Linked DNA regions of Mus musculus: region 2 is linked to region 1. The links are chromatin loops, found by intact Hi-C in ENCODE. Cell type or tissue: heart. All regions are shown on one strand. Links, peaks and the distances in the headings refer to the core of each region. The heading gives the core; the rest is flanking DNA. Region 1 overlaps Gm35598 (a long non-coding RNA gene). Region 2 overlaps Rbfox3 (RNA binding protein, fox-1 homolog (C. elegans) 3).

The links. A loop is a pair of places that touch in the nucleus more often than their neighbours do. Peaks named below come from ENCODE experiments on the same cell type or tissue, not always from the same donor. Only the 100,000 strongest peaks of a DNase experiment are listed, where the experiment ranks them.
Region 2: a loop joins it to region 1, with 5 times the contacts of the local background. A loop is called at or near these places in 5 of 42 quality-filtered maps.

Annotation. Positions count from the first base shown.
Region 1 is chr11:118,417,874-118,428,339 of GRCm38, reverse strand. Gm35598 (a long non-coding RNA gene) reads left to right here. Exons shown (of 3, transcript XR_880340.2): 1 at 1-206; 2 at 5,527-5,647; 3 at 5,949-6,179. Cant1 (calcium activated nucleotidase 1) reads left to right here and starts at 9,222. Exons shown (of 5, transcript NM_001025617.2): 1 at 9,222-9,410. In heart, for the core only: a CTCF peak has its summit at 4,891 (motif pointing left); DNase peaks (open chromatin) are centred at 4,539 and 4,869; H3K4me3 peaks cover 711 bases; H3K27ac peaks cover 1,025 bases.
Region 2 is chr11:118,486,937-118,497,402 of GRCm38, reverse strand. It overlaps Rbfox3 (RNA binding protein, fox-1 homolog (C. elegans) 3), which reads left to right. Exons shown (of 15, transcript NM_001039167.1): 10 at 163-216; 11 at 333-465; 12 at 872-1,052; 13 at 2,121-2,185; 14 at 3,175-3,253; 15 at 4,765-7,643. The coding sequence ends at 4,809. It overlaps Engase (endo-beta-N-acetylglucosaminidase), which reads right to left. Exons shown (of 14, transcript NM_172573.3): 14 at 8,194-10,312. The coding sequence ends at 9,896. Among named protein-coding and RNA genes, the nearest start is that of Engase, 15 kb to the right of the region's middle. In heart, for the core only: a CTCF peak has its summit at 6,360 (motif pointing right); a DNase peak (open chromatin) is centred at 6,412; H3K4me3 peaks cover 453 bases; H3K27ac peaks cover 323 bases; H3K27me3 peaks cover 1,603 bases.

The DNA.
Region 1 (10,466 bases), core at 3,565-6,064:
GAGCCCGAGGGAGAAAAAAGTCCCCCAGGGGGAAACACTTAAGGAGGAGGAAAGGGGGAGGTGCAAGGCACAGCAGTCCCAACACCTTTATCTCCTCAGCTGCCTCCAAGGTCTCTTTGGCCAGAAACGGAAACGTGGTTTCTCTCAGAAGTAGAGGAAGAGAGGAAGAAAGAGGGACCAATACAAAGCGCCAACCCCAGCCAGATGTGAGTTGTGGAGGAGCCTAGACCGCTCCTAGTGCTTTCTATCCAAACAGCAGCCGCCAAGAATTAACTGTGTGTGTGCCCGGCTGGCTGGCTGGCTGACTGGCTGTCCCTACTTCTGGACGCCCCAGGGAGCTGGCACAGGCTAGAAGGGGATGGAGGTGGACGCTTCTGTTTATCTAGAGGTCTTTCCAGATGTGAAGGTGGCTGTGAGCCCAGGACGAGGATATTCCATGCAGGACAGAGACCTGCAAAAAGGCAGAGAATCTCAATTGGTGGTAGGAGCATTGATTTAGGTGTGTGAGTCCCAGCAGTGGTCCCATCTGAGACCCTTGCCATCAGGGCTACTTGTACTCCAGGGACCGAGGGTAAATTTGGTATCCATGATTCCTTTGTAGCAAAATGGCAGGTTGTGTGTTCATGCAAGTATGTATTGGAAGGGGATCACTCAGTTGCTAAGAGTCTAGAGAACCCTATGAGGCAAAGGTGGGCAGGCAGCATCTGGAGGGTCCAGGTCCTCCAGTGAAGCCCTGGAGTGTGGTGCTGGGCCAGCACTCTGCTCTGGACATTCCTTAATCTTACACACATGCCCTCGTGAGTCTCCTCCTGTGGGGATCATGTCCCAGGCTTCTACAGATCAGTCCCTCCTAGCCTCCATCCCCAAACACTGAGTCAGAAAGCTTGCTCTGGGATCTTATTACAACTCTAAAAGAGAGAGGATCTGAACTGAGATATGAAACTACCCTGGTGACATCAGACTCTGAGAGCGCCTTCTCCCTCCCCCTCCCTCTCCCCCTCTCTCCCCCCTTCTCCCCCTCTTCCTCTCCCCTTTCTTTTCTCCTCCCTCTCCCCCTTTCTCCCTCCTCCCTCTTTCTCTCCCCCCATCTCCCCCCCTTCTCCCTTCCCCTTCTCTCCCTCTCTCCATTTTTCTCCCTTTACCCCTTCCTCTCTCCTCTTTTTCTCCCTCCCTCTTTCCTTCCCCTCTCTGCCTCCCCTCCCCACCCTTCCTCCCCCTCCCACCCCTCCTTTCCTCCCTCCTCTCTCTAGGCAGGAGATGCTGGTTTGGGATAGCCCAGGCAAAACAAACAGGCTGCACTTTTCTACTCTTTGCTGTGCCAGCATAAAGAAGGGCCAACAGAATCGAAAGGGGAAGAGAAGGGGTGCAAGCCAGTGCCCCCATCATCTCCTCCCAAGGCTGGGCATAGAAAGGCAGACGTCAAATCCCAGAATGGCCCAGGATGGAAGGAGAAGAGGGAGGATTTGACGTCAGGCAGAAGTCTGTGAATTCCCACAGGCTTCTCCAGAAATTCCAAATCCAAGTGCCAACTCATGAGAAGGAAAGACATTGCTGGCCCTCTGGTACCCGGCGGAGCACTTAAGGACGCCTTCAAGAATACATAGATGTGTTCCACCAGAGATGTGGCCAGCCCCAACCTAGCAGCCCTGAGGAGAGTTCCTGTTGCTTGGCAAATATCTAAGACTGAGCAAATTGCATCCTTGGTTATCTATATAGGAAAAGGCAAAGACAAGATTCCCCTCATTCCTGTAAGTGACATGCCGCTTCCCACCCAGCACATGGACCCAGCCTGTCCCTTGTCTCTCTGTCCCCAACATCTTTCACAGTAGAGATGCCAGGGAGAGCAGGCAGCAGAAGCAAGAGGGACCCTTAACCCCACACCCCCTGTCCAGGGCTGCTGCAGGGTCAACAAAGAGTCTTGGAAATCTTGTGAGGAGAGAATGCAGCATTGCTTTTTATCATGGTCCCACCCAGAAGACTCAGCTTAGTGAAAACCTGGCTCAGAGCAGTACAGCAGGATTCATACAGTTGGGCATGTGACTCAGGAGAGGGACACACACACCCAAGATGGATTTAGGATGGAGGTTGGGAAAGCAGCACTCTCTAATGTAATTCTGAGATGCCAACCTGGGGGTCAAAAGCAGAAGAAAGGTTTAGAGATTCACCAGATGATGGTCAACTCCGCAGCTGGCTCATTCCAACAGGAAGTTCTGCATCCACCCAACTGGTTTCCAAACTCACAGGATTGGTGCCTCATGGACAAAGCCAAGCTGGACTCGGTGTCTCTAATCTGGAATCAACTGGGCCAGATGAACCAGAGTGAGATGGAGATTTCCCAGAAAGCGGCTAATGCAGGGGACCTGGAGCAGCCCTGACCATTCTTCAGGGCAATACATGAAGGTCATGTGGTTTCAGGACAGTTCAAGTCACATTGTACTATTAAGTTTATGTCAAACTCGGGGAGACCAAGACTTCAGGTTGTTTTGTATTTGGGAGATTTGGGGTGGGGTTTGGTTAGCTCGCTTCTGTTTTTAGTTTCTGGTTTCCTTTTGCAGTTGCATGTATTAACCAGGTATGCTGGTACATGCATTCAATTCCAGCCCTTAAGAGGCAGAGATAGATGGAACCCTGTGAGTTTGAGGCCAACCTGGTTTATTTAGCAAATTCAAGACCAGCCAGAGATACACAGTTAGACACTGTCTCAATAAGTAATCAAACAAACAGAATTACCGTGTGTGTGTGTGTGTGTGTGTGTGTGTGTGTGTGCCATCTCCCCATTCTTCTTTCTGATTTTTCCTCTGTGGCAGAGCCTCAGTAACCCAGTAACCCAGGCTGGCTCTCAGCTAATACCAATCCTTCTGACCCATCCTCCCAATTGCTGGGGTTAGATATGTGCACCACCATCCCTGGTGTGTTTGGGGAATTTTGGATAAGCAACCATGACTCGAAGCTTCTCACATGGTTAATAAAAGGGTTTAGGTACATAGGACATGTTACGATATCAATAAGTACTAGTATAACCTTCCTGCTTCCAGACTCTTAGGCCGAGCCCCCACATCTCCCAAGAGACTTAATTGGGACATGTTTATTTTCTTTGAGGTAGAGACTGGGAGAGGAGCAGCTTGATACTAAACACAGCAAAGGGAGCCTTGGGCACGACCCATGGTGCCTGAGTCAGAAGGCTCGGAGGCATGGAGAATTCTACAGGATGGGATTAGGAATGGAGTGTGTCTGAGAGGTGTCATCCCTCACCAACCACAACCCGATCTAGCAGGCAAACAGCCAAAGAGACTCACAAGGGCCAGGTCGAAAAGGCTAAGGAGTAAGAGAATTTATGTGTCACTGAGCTGGACAGCTGTCAGGCCCTAAAACCCTTTGTCGTCAATTTCATTTCTGCTTTGAAACTGTAAGAAAGACAGGAAATTCAGCAAGGCGGAGAATGCTTTGCAGATCTCCCGGTCTCCTTCCATCACTGCCACAAGCACCCCAAGCGGCCAGAACCTGAATGTTTCCCACTTAGCTCAAGCTGTCCCTCTGGGGCTCAGGCAAGGGTCATGGCGAAGCAAAACATAACAAATGAAGCCCAAGATGACTCAGAGCCCGGGTCAGTGGAGCCTGGGTCAGCAGAGCCTAGATCAGCACAGCCTGGGTCAGAGGTCATCATCCTGAGAACATGGGACAGATGTCAAGACCAAGCGCCGCTCCAGGGTCTCCCTGTCAAGTTCCAAAGTAAGCTATGTCTGCCCCAAATTCCCTAGCTACTGCACCTACACAAGGGTGTCTGGGCCAAGCAACAAAGGCTTCCTCCATATTCCCAACCGGCTCTCTCTCCTCAGACCAGGGCAGCTCCTGGGAGAAGAGCACGAGAGACGGTGGAGCATCCCTCCCTGCAGCCTACCACAGGGGCATGCTCTGCCCCGACATATTGTAGTGCTATATTTATTTGCTTTTGTGTATATATGTGTGTATGTGGTGTATCTGTTTGATGTTTTTTGGTCTGTGTGTGTGAGTGTGTGTGTGTGTGTGTGTGTGTGTGTGTGCATGTGTGTGCATGTGTGTGTGTGCGCGTGTGTGCGTGTTGGTCACTCCTCACCCGATTACCTTTGAGATCTCCATCCCCAAGCTTGTCCAGCAGGTGCTCTTGCACCCTGCTGAGGCGTCTCCCCAGTCCCGGCTGGGCAATTCTTTCCTTCTCCCTGGTGACATCATTCCTGCTGCTGTTCTCTGGTTTGGGGAAAGGGCTGTGAGACCTGGGCTGCTGTAGAGAGACACTGGGTCCCCAGTGAGCACAGCATGTCATTAGCAGCCCCATGTCTTCTCCCACTGGGGCCCTAACATTCTGCCAAGCCGGCTATTCTGGGCTCGTCTGCCCGGCTATCCCACAGGCAAAGGCTGGCTTTGCAAACTTTTGAATTCCATTCTGCAGGCAGGCTTCCATGGGTGGTGCTCCACTGCCAAGAGGGGGATGGGGGAACCGCTCAGAGATCCACAGAAGTTGCTGAAACGGGAAAGGAAACCTGGCATCCAGACTAGTCCTGGCCACGGGCCCGAGCTCATGGCTCCTGTCGGGCGCTGCCTGTTTTCTGGGAGGCCTAGGCAGGTGGAGCTCAGGATTGGCAGCTTAAGGGCTGGTACAGGACCTCACAGCTGGAAGGAAAGAAATGTAAGTAAGGACTGTCCCTCTGCAAGGTCAGCACACTCGGGCCGTGGCCGTTCACGCGCCTCTTGATGTTCATTCAGCCATTTAACCTCCCCGTGCCTCAGTTTCTCTGTCTCTACTAGCTCCCTCCGTTTTGGTAAAACATGTCAGTTCACACAGAGGCTTGAAACGACCCTGATGTAATTATCTTAACCTGATAAATAAAGTGACATCGCCCCCTGGTGGAAGGCACAGTCCTAAGCGCTTAACTAGGAGGAGCTGTGAGAGATTGAAAGAAGGGATGGCCAGAGTGACAACCGACCATTATACAGAGCAACAGGAACAAAGTGTGCTGAAAGGCTGTGTGTAAGGGGCAGAGGAAGCCCTGATTGAGTGGAGGCCTGAGTGGAGGTGTACTGTTGACATGGGCATGGCTGTCAGGGACCCCAAGGCCCAGACCCATCCTGACGTCCAAGTGCAAGTGTTTGACAAGTGCATACAGAAACTAGCAGCCGCTGCTTCCTTCTGCAGAGACGGCTGGCCTACAGACTCCTCCCACAGAGACTAGGTAACGTGTCCCTGTGCTGTAGCTAACAAACATACTTGAGGTCCTGGCTTGATGTAGTTATTGATTCCATTCCATCTGAGTGCACACAGCACACGAGCTTTTCTGTATGTGTGTCTGTGTCTGTCCTTTCTTCATGTCCTCACTACCTCTAGTCCAAGGTGTTCTGAATGTGGCAGAGATGCTGGGGCACAGACCATGATACCTCAAGGAATGGTGTGAAGTCCTCCGGGCTGAATGAGGAGCGACGGAGAGACCCTTAGAAGCAAAACCTCTCTCAACCTTCTTCAGCTCTCCTGTCTCTACTCCTCTTTCCCCATAGAAAGTAGAACCCCTGTCCCAGAAATCCTGCCACGAAATCCAGAAACAACATAGAAGCTTTCCCACCTCTCTGTGCAGAAGCTGGCTATCGAAGAAGTTCTCCGACCTACAAAGTACAGAGAGTGAGTGGCTGTTAGGTACTCAGCCTTAGATGGGCGATCTGTTTCAACCGCACTCCACACAAAGCTCAGGGAATTGTGGAAGAGGAGGTGGAGAATGGGAGGAGTGCCGCTGTAAGCTGCTGTCTTCTCGATAGGGCACGACAGTTATGGTTACCCACAGGATCAATCTGGGAAGGTCAGTCGACTTCCCAGCAGGTAGCACTAAGAGGAGGGGGGAGCTGGAAGTGAATATGATCAAGATACATTGTAGACATGTATGACATTGTCAAGCAATGCATAAAACATTCTTTTTTTTTTTAAGGCTTTTTTTTTCTGTAGGACTGAAGAGATAGCCCAGGAGTTACGAGCACTTGCTAAACCTGCAGAGGACCCAGGTTGGATTCCCAGTGCCCACATGGAGACTCACAGCCATCCGTAGTTCGAGTTCCATGGGATCCTACTCCCGCTTCGACCTCCATGCACCAGTCAAGCACACGGTGAATATGCATAAGGGCAAAACAATCAGACACAAAACCAAAGGAAGAAGTTGTTCTTTAAAAATATATATATATTTATTTTATTTACATGAGTACACTGTAACTATCTTCAAACACACCAGAAGGAGGCACTAGATCCCATTACAGATGGTTGTGAGCCACCATGTGGTTGCTAGGAATTGAACTCAGGATCTCTGGAAGAACAGTCAGTGCTCTTAACCACTGAGCCATCTCTCCAGCCCCCAGAAGTCTTTCTTAAAAGAGGAAGTTTACATATTTTTGAAAAGTCTTCTGACCCATCTTGTTTGGTGATATCCCACATGAACTTCAAGCCAGAAGGAGTCTTGTTCCCCACCTGGCCAATGTTGCTGCAAAGGGCCAAGGAGACACCAAGCAAACATTCCTGCCAGTTCCTCCCACTAGATCCTCTCACCAGCCCCCTACCCCCCCCCCGCCACTAAGTCCTCCCAGTGGGTCCTCCCATCAGATCCTCCCATTAGGTCCTCCCACTAGGTCCCCCACTAAATCCTCCCACTAGGTCCCCCACTAAATCCTCCCACTAGATCCTCCCACTAGGTCCTCCCACTAGATCCTCCCACTCATCCTAATCCCATTAGGTCACATTCCTTTTGTCCAATCATGTTTATATATGCAGTTCCTTCTTCATCAAATCCAAGCATTAAAATAATGTTCCCAGGCTAGAGCTGGAGTTCAACTGGTAGAATGTGTGCTGAGCATGCCAAAGCCCTGGGCGCCATCCTCCAGCCATTCACCACACAGACCAGGTGTGATGGTGCACACCTGTAATCCCAGACACTCGGAAGGTTGGAGTATCAGTTCTGGGGTCATCCTCAGATGTATAGCTAGTTTGAAGACAGCTTGAGCCACGTGTTTCCCGGGATTCTCTGGATTTTGAAGGTTCTCATTTCTTAAACAGAGATTTTGTGAATATGATGTGCTATTCTCTCGCTGCCTGCATTTTGTTACTAGAGTGTAGGCTACTCCATGGAGGGTGAGGAAGTTCAGGTACTTTTCCGATCCTGTGGCAGCTATGACAGCGTCTCCCATAATGCAAAGAAGAATGCAGATCTTCTGGCTTTTCTTAGCCATGGAGCCACTGCAGACTGCTGCTCTGGAGGACATGTACTCACTCCTGCATGAACACGTACTTTGGGCCAGTAGGTTTTCTTCTAGGAATTTATCCTAGGTACATTTTATAGTTGTGCTTTAATAACACAAGGATATTCCCTGAAGTATTGTTGAAATGTGAGATTTTAGGTATTCCAAAAGAATGTTTTAGGGTGGAATTAAATAGCTTCCCTATGGTCTTGGGTAGAAGACTGTATATGGTAAAAAACCTCATTGGTCTCCTGACTCTACAGGAGTAATTCTATTCAAGGTCCCTAAAGGTCAGTTGCTGGGTAGTTGCAGGACTGTGTCATTCAACTTCTGAAGCTTGCAACGAGATGATGAGAAAGAAGTGTTGAAGCTGGTAACAAAAGTATCAATGCAACCCAACATCTCCTAAACAGACCTGTGTGCCTATGGAAACATCATTCGGATAAGGTTAGTATTGCACAATAGCAATACGGAAGGGATGGATTTCTTCTTAAAGAGATATTACCATAGCTACAAAAGAATTGCACACCGTCTAAAAGATATGACAGGGCTGAGAAGAAAACTCAGCTGGCAAAGTGATAGACTTGCAAGCACAGAGGTGAATCCACTGCCCAGAAATCATGTTACGAAAATGATGGGTGTGGTGTTGCAATCCTGGTGCAAGGGGTACTAGAGCTTCCTGGGACTCACTGGGGCTCAGTGGCCAGCCAGGCTAGCCTACTCAGCCAGTTCCAGGCCATCCAGAAACCGAGGTTGTCCTCTGGCCTCTAGGGGAACGCAAGTGCACCTGTGAATATATAAACCCACACAGATGCGTGTTCTCTCTCTCTCTCTCTCTCTCTCTCTCTCTCTCTCTCTCTCTCTCTCTCTCTGTGTGTGTGTGTATGTGTGTGTGTGTGTGTGCGCGCGCGCGCGCGCGCGCCCCTGGAACACCGACTCTGCCATCTCTCATAAAGGTTAAGCTGGGCAGAACTGAGCAATGTATTATTTAGAGTTGCACAGCTATGTGTTGTCTGCAAAGGAAGGCTTGAGAAAGATGAGCACAGTATTCGGGACCATGCCTCCCGTTGCAGGTGTAAGGAGAGGAGCTGGGAATTGGAAGGAATACCTAGAGTGCTTTAAAAATCCTACGAGCAATCTGCTATTCCGAGTGGAGAAGCTGTAACAAATAGAAGGTGGCTGATTGGGACTTGGTTTGGTCTGACACGAACATCAGAGAATTCAAGAAAGATGGCCTGCCAACCCAAGCACAGAAGAGGGAACCCAGCACATTTCTATTTTTCACATGTAATTTAGTATATATTCTAACGTTAGTTAGTGTATGTCCCAGAGGACAAAAAGGGGTGGAAGAAAGGGTTGTTTTTCACCGTGTTGGGTTACATATTTTGAATTCGTCCCAACTGTGCATCGGTTACTTCCCAGAAGGCTTTTGGGAGACTCAGGGATGAGGCTGAAGTCAGGAGGCAGGGCTGACTCTCTCCATGGTTGATGAGGGCCTCTTAAAGTCCTTACATGCCACCACTGTCTAGGACTGAGCCGGTATCACACAGCACAGAGCTCAGGGCAAGGCAGGCTGGGAAAAGATGAACCGGGGTCCTCCGTTTGTAAGGGCTATTGACTACAGTCGGCGGCGGGAACACACCACCATCCTCTGGTCCTGCTGTGGAATCTGGTCAGCATTGGCTATGACCAGCTGGAACTGCTCAGAAGAGGGTCTGAGGACTAGGGCGGCAGAGAGGAGTCCTAACTTCTAAACTTCCTGAGACGAAGGTCGGGGGGACCAGGCAAAGAACCCTGAAGCTTAACTGGGGAACGACAGACAACTCCTTTGCTGGATTTCCGCGCCTCAATTACAAGCTCAAGCGAAAAACTACGATTCCCAGCAGCCCGGCGCTCAGTGCGCAGGCGCAGAGCAGAGACTGGGTGGGCGAGTAGAGGAAGACACATAGAGCAAAGGCTGCCGGGAAGACGTGGCTGTAGGCAACCGAGAGTGCGGCGCAGGAAGACACTTAGAGCAGAGGCTGCCGGGAGCGCGCGGCCAGAGTGAGGCGCAGGCGCAGAACAGAGACTGCCGGGAGCGCGCGGCGGGGCGGAAGTGGCCGCCTGCCCTGTCCGGCCCTACGCAGGTAGGCGGCAGCCCGCAGGCTCCGGAGCCAGGCCCTCAGTGGGTGAGTGACGGTGCGCCCGCGGCCGGGTGCCCTCCCTCGCTGTGTTCTGGGGCCTGTTGCCACCCGCATCCGTCCGGCCCGGCCCCAGGCACCTCAAACTCCCCCCCGCAGCTAGGCTGTGACGGGTGCCGGACAGACAGACGTCTTTCCCCCTCTGGCTTGTGTGGGAGACCTCCCCTTTCTGATGAGGGTGCCGTGCTGAAGTAGTGCGAAACTTCTTCCTCTTCTGACTAGCATGCTTCAAATGCCCCTAGCGACAGTACCTTCCCTCCCTCCCTGCCTGGCCTGGGCACGGGCTCTCCAGTTTGGCACTTGATCACCTCTCTAACAGACCCACCTACGCACCCCATCCTCACCTGTAACCGCCCACTTCCTTGCTCCTGTCCTGGCTCTTCTTGCTGTCATCTAAGATTGGACCTTCCCCCTAGGCAGCATAGTGCACTATCCTTTTTTACTACCCGACTACCGACACCCCCTGCTTCTTCTGCACACCCCCTAGTCCCTTTCTGCACATACAACCCTAATCTCGGCTAGACTCTCCCAGCCTCGAAGTCGGGCATCACCTGGTCCATCCTTACAGAGCTTCCTGCCCCTAGCACCTGTGACATTCATACGCCTCCAGTAAACCCAAGCACCTTTCTGCAGTCACTCGGGAGTGCCTCAGTAACCAGCTTCATTTCCCAGTTCCATCTCAGGTCTATATACTGGACAAAGCTTAGACCTGGGAACCTGGTCTCACGGTGTCAGTGGGGCCTGACTGACTAGATCTTACAAGCTCCCAAGACTGTCCTGCATGTACTGCAGACCCTGCCTTGGGAACTCCTTCTCCCTGCCCCTCTGGGGCTTGTCTGAGGACCATCCTTCTGGACTGGGCTACAGGCCCTCCTTTGAGCTGCTCCCTAGACCTCGGCCTAGCAGTCTTGCTGGAACCCGTGAGCACAGCCTACTTCCTTCTGGATAAGACAAGGGATCTCTGTCACATAGAGCCCAGAGCGTCTTTGCTTGGCTAGAGACAGAATTCTGTGTGCTTTCTTGCTTTCTTTGTTCCATTTGACC
Region 2 (10,466 bases), core at 5,282-7,781, 67 kb before region 1:
CACCTTCTCTGCCCATCCCTGGATGGGGTCCTACCCTTTGTGGAGACCAAACATTAAAGCATCTCTGTAGGCCTACCCACCCACTGCCTTTGGAGGTCCCAGGCATAAGGAGAGGTGACAGTACACATGGGAAGACAGTGGTTATGTTCTTTTGTGTTCTAGGCTGGAAGCTAAACCCTGTGGTAGGAACAGTCTATGGGCCTGAATTCTATGCAGGTAATGGCAGGGAAGACGGGAGCAGGTGGGATGGGGGTAGGTGGCGCAAGCGGGGCTGTAAGCCTTGGCCCTCTCTTCGCTTTCCCTCTCCCACTCTCTTGTGCCCCTTTCTACAGTGACCAGTTTCCCCTACCCCACCACGGGCACCGCCGTTGCCTACCGGGGTGCACACCTGCGGGGCCGGGGCCGTGCTGTGTATAATACATTTCGAGCTGCACCACCTCCACCCCCCATTCCAACTTATGGAGCGTGAGTACCTGGAAGGGGAGGCTGAAGGGGGCATGGGAGGCAGTTTAGGGGGCTCAGCAGCCCTTCCAGAACCATGGGGCAGGACCGGTGGGGATCTCAGAACCCAGGGCTGCATCTGCCTGCACCATCAATACCCCAGCATGGGGGACACCTCCAGGGCTGGCTGGCCTCTGAGGGACCATCAGCATGGCATCTGAATGTTAAATGGGGCATGTGTCAGCCCCATGGGTCCAGCAAGTGCTTTCTGGGAGCCCTCTTTGGTCCCTTCCCTGGGGTCCTGCCCTCTACTGCTGAAGAGGACAGCTGCCTGGGGGCGGGGGATAGCAGGAGCGGGCTGATGGGCCCCTGGGTTCTGAGAGAAAGGAGCTGACCAGCAAGGGTGTTACTCTATTGTTATACCAAACAGGGCACTGGAGCAAACGCTTGTTAAAATGCCAGTCCCGTGGGCGGGGCTGGCACCGTGCCCCCTCCCTCCTCAGCAGACACCGGAGCCGGCCTACCCCACCTCTCCAGCGTTCCCACCACTCTCTTGTCCGTTTGCTTCCAGGGTCGTGTATCAGGATGGATTTTATGGTGCTGAGATTTATGTAAGTGTAGCCCTGGGGAGGGGAAGGGCAAATCCAGCCTTCTGTCTGTGTCCATGAGAAGTCCGTCTGCCCTTCCGTCCTCCTGCCCTTTGGACTCGGTGCTTGTGCACCCATGCACATAGACCCATGGCATCTCTAGAGACGCCAGCACACCTCGGTCTGGGTAATCTGCCCTTACCTCGGCCATTGCTAATGGCTGTTCCAGGAGCCCTGTAAGCGAGCGTACAGCATCCTGTTCCATGTGGCAGGGGGTTATATGAGGGACATCGAGTGGCCCTCTCCCATTCCCAATAGTACTAATAGCAGCATCCGAGAACACTCTTGCCTGATGTGGAGGACCTGAGAGACCAGAGGCAGGCGGCTGCCCATTCTCTCTGGGTGAGGCTCTGTGCCTCGCTCTCCCTTTAAAATTGTGCTCATCACTTTCTGTGGCTCTGAACTCCCACAGAACGACCCTGGCTGTGTCTGGGCCCTGGGCATCTCTCTGTAGCTAAGGACCCTCTGTCCAAGGCTAAGGCATTATCTGAACCAATCCCTTCCAGGCCCCCTTCATCCTTCCTGGTATTCCAGACTGTCCAGAGTCACCAGAGGGTTTCCTATAACTATCAGCATTCAAGCTGTAGCTGGTCTGTGTGGGTGGGTCGGCGGGGCCCACTCAGCGTGTGCCAGGACCAGGATGCAGCCAGAGATACAATCACTGCCCATTGGTATGCACTGAAATTACAAATGGTGAGGGAGGAAGGAAGGAAAGAAGGAAGGAAGGAAGGAAGGAAGGAAGGAAGGAAGGAAGGAAGGAAGGAAGGGACAACCCTACCTCATCTTAAATAGTGAAGTCCTCAGACCTCCCAATCAGATCCACAGTCCAGGTTCTCAGGCCAGAATCACCTAAGCCACCCCATGCCAAGGTGGGAGTGCAAGGTCAGGCCCAGGAGGCCTGAAGAGGTCTGCAGCCCCTCCTGAGAGCCTGGCCCTGCTGGGTCTATGTTCTCCAGTTTCTCTGCCTCTGCTTCAGCAACAGCGAGCCTCACTAAATCCATCTGCCATCTCTCCTTCCCACCTCCCCTGCAGGGAGGCTATGCAGCTTACAGATATGCTCAGCCAGCAGCCGCCACCGCAGCAGCCTACAGTGACAGGTAAGGCTAAGAGCAGCAGGCTACACGGGGGTTGTGGTGGGCTTTGGAGGGTGAGTCCAGGCAGACAGGAAGCCCACACAGGACCTGTGGATGCCTGTGTCTGGCGAGAGCAGGGTCTGGAAGGGAAACTAATCCAGACTGAGCTCAAAGAGCCACGAGCCCGTGAGCCCCTGATTGGTCACTTCCTTCTAGCTCAGGGAGCAGCTAACACCTGATTCTCAAGAGAGGTTTAACAATTCTCAGGTCCCCTTACAAGGAAAGCAATTGGGCACCTCCATTTGGCCTCTGGAGAAGGTCCAGTTTATGTATCTGGGAGCACCCAGCCGTTCCTCCACCCAGCTGTGAACGTGCCCAGAACTAGATCTGTGCCGGCTTGCTTTGTTCAGGAGCCAGTCCTCGATGGAGGCTGAGCCTAGTGCCTTTAGCTTCAGAGTTCCTGTTTGGGCCATATCTGCCTACGGAAGCTGTCACACTTGTCCAAGTGCCCTGGTAGCCTGGGAGCTGTTAGAGCCCTCCAGTAGTTGGTGGGACCTTCCAAACCATGCCCTCCTACAGTTTGTTACGCCACCTCATAAAATGTACAAGGCATGCACGACCCAGGCCTGTCCTCTAAGAACTTGTCACAGCACAGATTAAGTGAGCAGAGAAGGTCACCTGGAACAGAGTGCCAACTCTTGGGTCATAATGTTCCTGGTCCCCACCTCCATCTCTCTCTCCTTTCAAACATTTTCCCCAGCTCTTAGCCCAAGGTCTTGCTGGGGGCAGAGTCAAACAAACTTGCTAAGAACGCCAGTCCCTCCCCGTGTCACCAAGCAGAACACATTGCCCTCCTAACGAAGGGGTAGTCTGCTAAGTCTTCCTTCTAAACAGGAAGGAAGGTCAGGCAACTGAGAGGATCTCATGGGGGAGGAGGCTGGTCTGGGAAGGCTGGTCAGCTGGTTCCTGCCTCAGCGGCTCCTCTCCCGAACCCCCTCCCCGCTCTTCCCTAGTTATGGTAGAGTCTATGCCGCTGCTGATCCTTACCATCACACCATCGGCCCCACAGCAACCTACAGCATCGGAACCATGGTAAGAAGAGCTGCCAGGAATGAGGAGAAGATCCATCCTGTAATGGGCGGGGTGAGGCTGCAGGGAGAGGCTGAGACCTCTAGCCAGTGCCTAGTTCTAGAGACTTGGAAAGAACTATTGAGAGGGAGGGACCAACCCTCCACAATGACCACACCTCTACAAAGCATAATGACCACGGTCCTGTCAAGGCTCCTCCATTCCCAGTATCAGGAAAGCAAAGGAAATCAGTCATAGCCTTTCCTCCCGGCAGGGCCTGGCAGTTTGGGCAGATGTAACCCATTCCTCCTGGTGAAGTGCCTGAGGTTAACCCCTCAAGGTTCCATTCTCACTTGGCAGGGGACTAAAATACAGGAACTCTCTCTCTCACCAAACTCTCTTCCCAGCCTGCCCTGGGACACTGAGGATATGGCCCCCAGCAGGGTGGGGAGTTGGTGGGTTGGTGTGTCTGTGTGTGTGTGTGTGTGTGTATATGTGTGTGTGCCCAGACGTAAACACAGCCCAGCCCCTCTGTGCCCCAGTCTGTGTCCAGTGAACACCTACTTCCTGTGCCGCCTACATTCCCAGGGATGTTGTGTGTTTTTAGCTTGGCATCCAGCATCAAAGATGAAAACATTGGGGGAGGGGGGACATAAAGAGAGAGAGGGTGGATGGAGAGGCAGCATGGATTTTTTTTTTCTACCTCCCTTGGAATTTTTGTCTTTGTTGATTTTTAAAAAGGCCCAGTCGTCCTGAGCAGGCCTATAGGGTCTCTAGCGATACAGGATACAGCCATACAGGAAGAGACCAGGGACCGGGCCCTGAAGACCCAGATGGCCTGCAGAGCTCAGCCTCCAGACAGCTGCTAGCTGAACGCTGCCGCTGGCTCCCAGGCCCTCTTGTTTCCCATTTATTTCATTTTTAATGCTTTGGGGGCTTTCTCCAACTTTTCCCTCCTGTATTTGCTATTTTTCCCCCATTTCCTGCAAAACCTGGGGCTGTGGGTGGATGGGAGACTCCACAGAAACCTCTCTGGCAGAACACAGAGCGAACCTAGGAAGCCCTGGGAGGCTCAGATGCAGGGCAGGAGCTGTGCCGAGCAGCTGTGCCTCTCAGGCTTTAGTGACTCCAGAGCTTCGGTCTAGGAACCCTGTCAGGATGGTCCTGACTTACCCCGCAGGCGTGAAGAGATCACACATTTAGATGCCCTCCACCAGAGGGCACGGTGGGCTCAACAGAAGTCCCAAGAAGTGGCACAGAGACAGTATAAAAGTCTGCAAGAAAGGAGTATCCCTCCCAGCCCCCAGACCACCACCACAGAGGGACTAGGCCCTTGGGTTGCCATGACAACCTGAAGCCCACTCTTCCCAAAGAAATACCTACCGTTGGGGGAAAGAAATCGGGATTTAGCTATTTCTTTTTCTTTCTTTCTTTCTTTTTCTTTCTTTTTTCCTTATTTTTTTTTCTTTTTGATTTTTTCCTCCCGATGCCAAAAGCTGGTACTGATTGGCTGTTTTTCATCTTTGATGTTGCAGGCTAGCCTCTGCCGAGGAGGGTACAGCCGCTTCACCCCCTACTAGCAAGAGACCCCCTCACAGCATTCACACTACAGCTTATTCCAAACCAAACCCTACAGTCCCAACACCAGGCACAACCGCCCGGAGGACAGTGCGCCCCTCCCAGTCAGCGACCAGCGAGCTGACTCTCTGCGACTCTAAAGTCCATAGATTTTTACCTCCAGCCAGCTGGTCTCCCCACCCCACCCATGCTGGTGTGTGTGTCTCTGACCCTGGTTTTCCTGTATGTCTGAACCTTGGTTTCCTATCTTGACGTTGTTGTACGAGCCACTCCAGGTACGGTATGCATACAGCGGGAGCCAGGCCAGGGGGACGGCAAGGTGCCCTGCCAGGGCCATGCCCATGCCTCAGGGCACCACGGCCCCTCAGGGCTCCAGAAGTGCCAGGCCAAGCCTCCCTCAGAGCCACCTCAGTCAGCTCCGGCAGGTCTGGCCATCCCGGGTTTGCTGGCTGACAGAGGAGTTCCAGGCCTAGTCAGTGGGGTCCTCCCAGTGGGAGGGACTTCCACCCACCTTTCACAGAGACTGTCAAGAGTAACTGCATGCCCTCTCTGGACTTCCACTCAGCCGAAGTTATCGTTTCTATTAAAGTTTACTAACCATCTTCCTGTCCAAGTAGTCACAGCACACTGTTCTGTGTGCAATACTGCCGTGGCCACCCTGGCTCTGGGATTCCTTACAGACACGGAAATGTCCCTGCCCCAAGGTTACCCTGTATTGCCTGTGGACCTAGAGACCCTCCCTGAGCCTGACCACCCTCAGGCTCCTGGAGCTGATGGCTCTGGGACCATTTGTTCTTGACCTACAGAGCCACCCCACCCATCCCCTTTTGTAGCGGTCCATACCAGGAAAGGCCAGGGTTCCAGTAGTCAGGCCTGGGACACAGTATCACCTTCCTTCCTCTGGTCTCCCTGCAGCCACCCAAGCCTCAGTTAGCATGTGTGTGCCTCTGTGGCCTGTGGGGACCCACCTAGCTCCACTGCCTAGAGTCCCTGAAGTCAGGCTGAAAGCCTAGAGAACTAGCAGATGTTAATCCCTCCACTCTGGGGGTTCAGGGCCACAAAGTGACCAAAGCTGTAAGTCCCATCAAACCCCATCTCCTCCACCATACACCATGCCCGCTACCCACTCTGAGCCCTGCCCATTGCTATGAGATGGTCTACTCTAGGTCTAGCTTGTGGTGTGGTCCCAGAAGCTGTGGTGGGGGTATGGGTAGGATTGGGGGGGTGTGTGGCCTCAGGGCAGGTTTAGGGGAAGTGTGGCTTCAGGTCGGACCCCAGACCACAAGCACGGTGGCCCTGCATGCTGCAGCCGACGCTCGGAAACCGCAAGCCCTCATTTCTGTTTCTGTTGTAGTGAAACCTTCCACCGTCTCCTTCTCGGACCATGAAGGGCAAAAACAAAAAAACAAAAAAAATCACAAAACAAAAAACAAAACAAAAAAAGATGTTAAGATCCAAGCAACAACAGCAACAACAACAAATACCAACCAAACCAAGAGGCATCCAACCAAGTCCAAGTCCACGTCTGGCGTACACCCGCATCGAGGGAGCTCGTCCCCCAGGGGGCGCCGGAGAGTGGCTTTGCCTGGCTGGCGGTGTAGTGGGGACGCGGCCAGACACTGGGGAAGACCTGGAGGGGGAACGTGGCCAGTGGGTGTGGGGCGGGGGGCTCCGGTATCTATCCAGTCTTCCTTTCCCACCCTGCTCCCCAGACAGGGGGTTCCTAGGGTGGACCAGGCCCCTGAGAAGGAGCGGCCAGCTGACTTGGGCTATTGCCTGCTGAGCCCTGAAGGGGCTGGAGCAGTTAGGGGCCAGCGGCTTATCACTCATCCCAGGTCTGCAGCCTGGCCTCATTGAATGTTGCTGCCAGTGCCGTCAGCTATCCAACCAGCCGCCCTGGGTTCCAACTCCCAATGCAAAGGGCTGACACGGCTCCAGAACTCTGGGGCACCCCATGCTCCGCTCCCCTATGTGAGAAAGCTTCCGGCTACAAAGAACAAAGAAAGCCCAGCCAGCGAGGACCCAGTCCTCACGCTGTGAACGTGGACAGGTGGGCCCTCGGGCACAGGGTTGTTTGTCGTGGCAGCCTCCCTGAAGGAGGCTCCGTGGGCTTGAAGGCCAGCCTCAGCTGTCTTCTAGGACCCAGCCCTCCTTTCCACTCCCTTCTGTAGGCTCCGTTCTGCTGGGGAGTGGGGATTGAGACGGGCCAGCCCTGGGCTGCACCTAGATGTTGGGAGTCAAGGTGCTGTGGGTCTGGAGGGCCGCAGTCAGAACAGGACCCATGGGAAAGGCAAGGGATGGGGAAGGTCTGGGCTGGCCCTGCCACGGGGAAGGCCGGCTGGGCTGCAGCCCGTTTGCTCCCTGGGCAGGTAAAGTGTGGGAGTCACGGGAAAGCAGCAGGCCCAGTGGATGGAACAGGGAAGAGGTATCAAGAAGCCCCTGGGCAAGGCAGGGATAGGTGGAGTAGGGTTAACAGCAAAAAAGAAAAAAAAAAAAAAATTAACAGAAACCAAGGCTCCCGACGCGGCACCACTGTCTCATGACACCTCAAAATAAATCACCTCACTTTCTATCCAGCATCAGCCACAGAAGCTATGGAAACGGAACCCTCCTTTTCTATTCCTGATGTACATAGCCCCGCGCCTGCCTCTGGCTCTGTCCTCTGTACGGAGCCCCTTGCCTTCTGCTGTTTCGGACCCTTTTCCCGCAGCCCCTCCCAGGACTGCAGCCGAGCCCCAGGCTTCCTTTCTTACCATTCTGTATGCTTCCACGGTGTGACCATTCAAATTAACAGTATTATTATTAAGATTAATAAAGATTTCTTTCTTCAAACCAGGAAAGCTCTTTCCGATTTAGCGGCTCCCGACACAGAGGGGTGATGGGGCACCCAAGGAATGGGATTCAGGGCCCAGCCCTTAGATAGGCAGGTTTTTTTCCTCTCAGGAGGTAATGGGGAGACTGTACACCAAATAAATAGGGCAAATAAATGAGGGAATTCTGAGCCCCTTATTCAAGTTGGCCTGGTGCACCCCAGCCTAAGACAGGCTAGTGGAACAGAATGTCCCTGTGGCTTCTGCGACAAGTCACACCTAAAGAAGCAGAGGCATGCTGGACATTCCATAGCCATGGTGTTCAGGGAGGGAGGCCACTGTGGTGTGGATGCCTTGAGCTGTGTGACCCTACACTCATTTCAAGGTGACCACTGCAACACCAGCTTCTTGCGTCCCGGGACAGTGAGACAGACAAGGACACTCCTTCTGATGGAATCAGGAAAGAGGGAGGGAGGGAGAGGAACTGGGAGGAAAGGGCTGAGGTCTGCACGGGGTCCAGACGCAGAGTCCAACCCCAAGGCTTCAGAGCTGGATCACACAAGACTCAACATCTCATTTTTCACATTGGATAATTTATTTCTGAGCGATTATATCCACCAGAGGGGCCTAGGCTTAAATGCCGGCAGATTAATTTTCCTGCGCAGGAGCCAGCGTTGCCGGGACTGGGGGCCGTGCTCCTGGGAAGTGAGGTTGCGCTGCTCTACCTCACGCCGTGGCTCCGCTAAGCCCCCTTCCTTCTAATTGCTTGCTCACCAGACTGTGAGGGAATAATTGCCACTATAAATTTTCTCTCCTTCTCTGCATAAAATATTTGAAGGAACCAGCACTTTTAAAAGCATACTCTGTACCACGGGGAAGCAGGGCATTCAGAAATTGCTGCCCTGCCCAGAGCCAGCCAGCCACTCTGCTCCCCACAGATTCCACTCCAGTCACACAGAACCCTGGCTGGGCATGGGTGAGCCAAGGCTCCCGGGGCAGATTCTGGACGACAAACCAGAGGGAGGCCAGCACAGCTCCAGGTACTCTCCCTACCCCAATCCCGTACAAGGTTGGCAGAGCCATGCCAGAGTACAGTAGTAGCCTGGGCTTTACCAGAGGCCCTGCCCTGCACCCTGTCTATGTGAGAGCTGGTAGAACCACATGGAACAGTGCAGAATTTCCCAATCTCAGGTTCTAGGTCCTCACCCTTATACTTCACTCAAGAGGAACAGGGTGCCCAGGAAATTAAGGAAGATGGGGGTGACAGGGCAGCGCTCAGCCCATGCAGGCAGGAGCCTCTCTCCTTGCCCCACACTCAGGAATCTGAGGAAACCCCATCCATTCAGTCCCTACACCATGGAAGATGGCAACAGGCTGCTCTGCCATCTTGCGGCCTCTCCCCATACTACAGCATGAGGGCCACAGGTCAGACCACAGAGCTGTGTCAAAGAGGGTCACATTTGGAACACAGAAAGGATGAGAGTTCCACTGTGCCCTGAGCACGAAGCACTGGGAGAGGCGGGGGGAAAGTGGTGGGGTCATCACCCAGGTTGCAGTCACACAGCAGGAAGTTCCCACGCAGCCTAGTGTCAACAGGGCTTCGGTACAGCTAAGGATGCCACTGTACCTGGAAGCAGGCGGGGCTCACCTGCCTCTTGAGGGACATGAGATGGTGGTTAGCACCCTCATATCACACAGGTGAGGAATTTGGGCTTCTCTGGGACATTCAGCTGCCAGAGCCACCATCCATACAGTTAGTCTGAAGTGTGACATGTGACTGGCCCACCTTATACAGGTGGGGGTGTGGTGCCAGGAGCCACCTGATGGTGCTCCTGGTCCTGGGGAGCACCACTCCAGCTACTCCGTGAGCAACCCTGACTCCCACTCCTCCCCTGACTATCCTCTCAGTCTTCAGGGATCCTTACTGCCTGCCACCCGTGCCGTTTGCCTCTGATTGTCAAAGCTACAGGATAAATGGCCGCCATTCTCAAAAGAAGCACCTTTTCAGCCTCGGAGAAACAGCCTTTATGGAATTTTCCGGAAGAAACCTCAAACTTTCTCCTCCTTCCTTGAGAACCACATCCCACGGAGAGCACTGTGGAAGGGGAACTCGCCTAGCACCCGTGGGGCACAGCTTCCTGAGTCACAGCCAGAACCTGGAGACCTCATCTCCTGGGGATCCGGCTGTCCTCGGCAGTCCACGCAGCCTTGGGCGGCTGGCCAAGAGGAAACCTCGAGTCTTGAGGTGGGCGAGGAGACGCTGTGCTCTGGAGCGGGCTCACTGAGGGACCGAGAAGAGCAGGACCGCCTTTCCCCACTCAGCCTGGGGCACCAGGAAACCCTCCCTGGGGACAGGCTCCACCAGGAACTCCACACGACCATCCTGCCCAAATCCAGCAGCCTCCACAGCCAAGTCCACCACACGGTACTGGTTGGCGAAAGCCAGGCCCAGGAACGTGGGCTTCTCTGTCTCTGGGGACTCTGCCACAGAGCTGCTGCTTCCTGTCCGTTTCCAGCAGTGAATGCGGAAGCAGCGGGCTCGGAGCAGCAGGTAGGACCAGTGCAGGGTGCAGCTGAGGAGGAGCCGGGTAGGGAGGCCCTCAGACCCGGTGATCAGAGGAAGCCATCGTATCTGAGAAATGGTGACATTCTGCACCCGGGGCAGAGGGGCCAGAAGGCTGCTGGCATCAACCACCTGGTAAGAGAGAGAAGGTTCACCTGGCTGGGTGCCCAGGGATAAAGGACATCCCCTCACACCTACTCCTCAGTGCTCCATCTATCCCTCTTCCACCCAGTCCTCCCTAGGGGCCCAGACACCCTCCCATCCATCCTTTCTCCCACATACATAC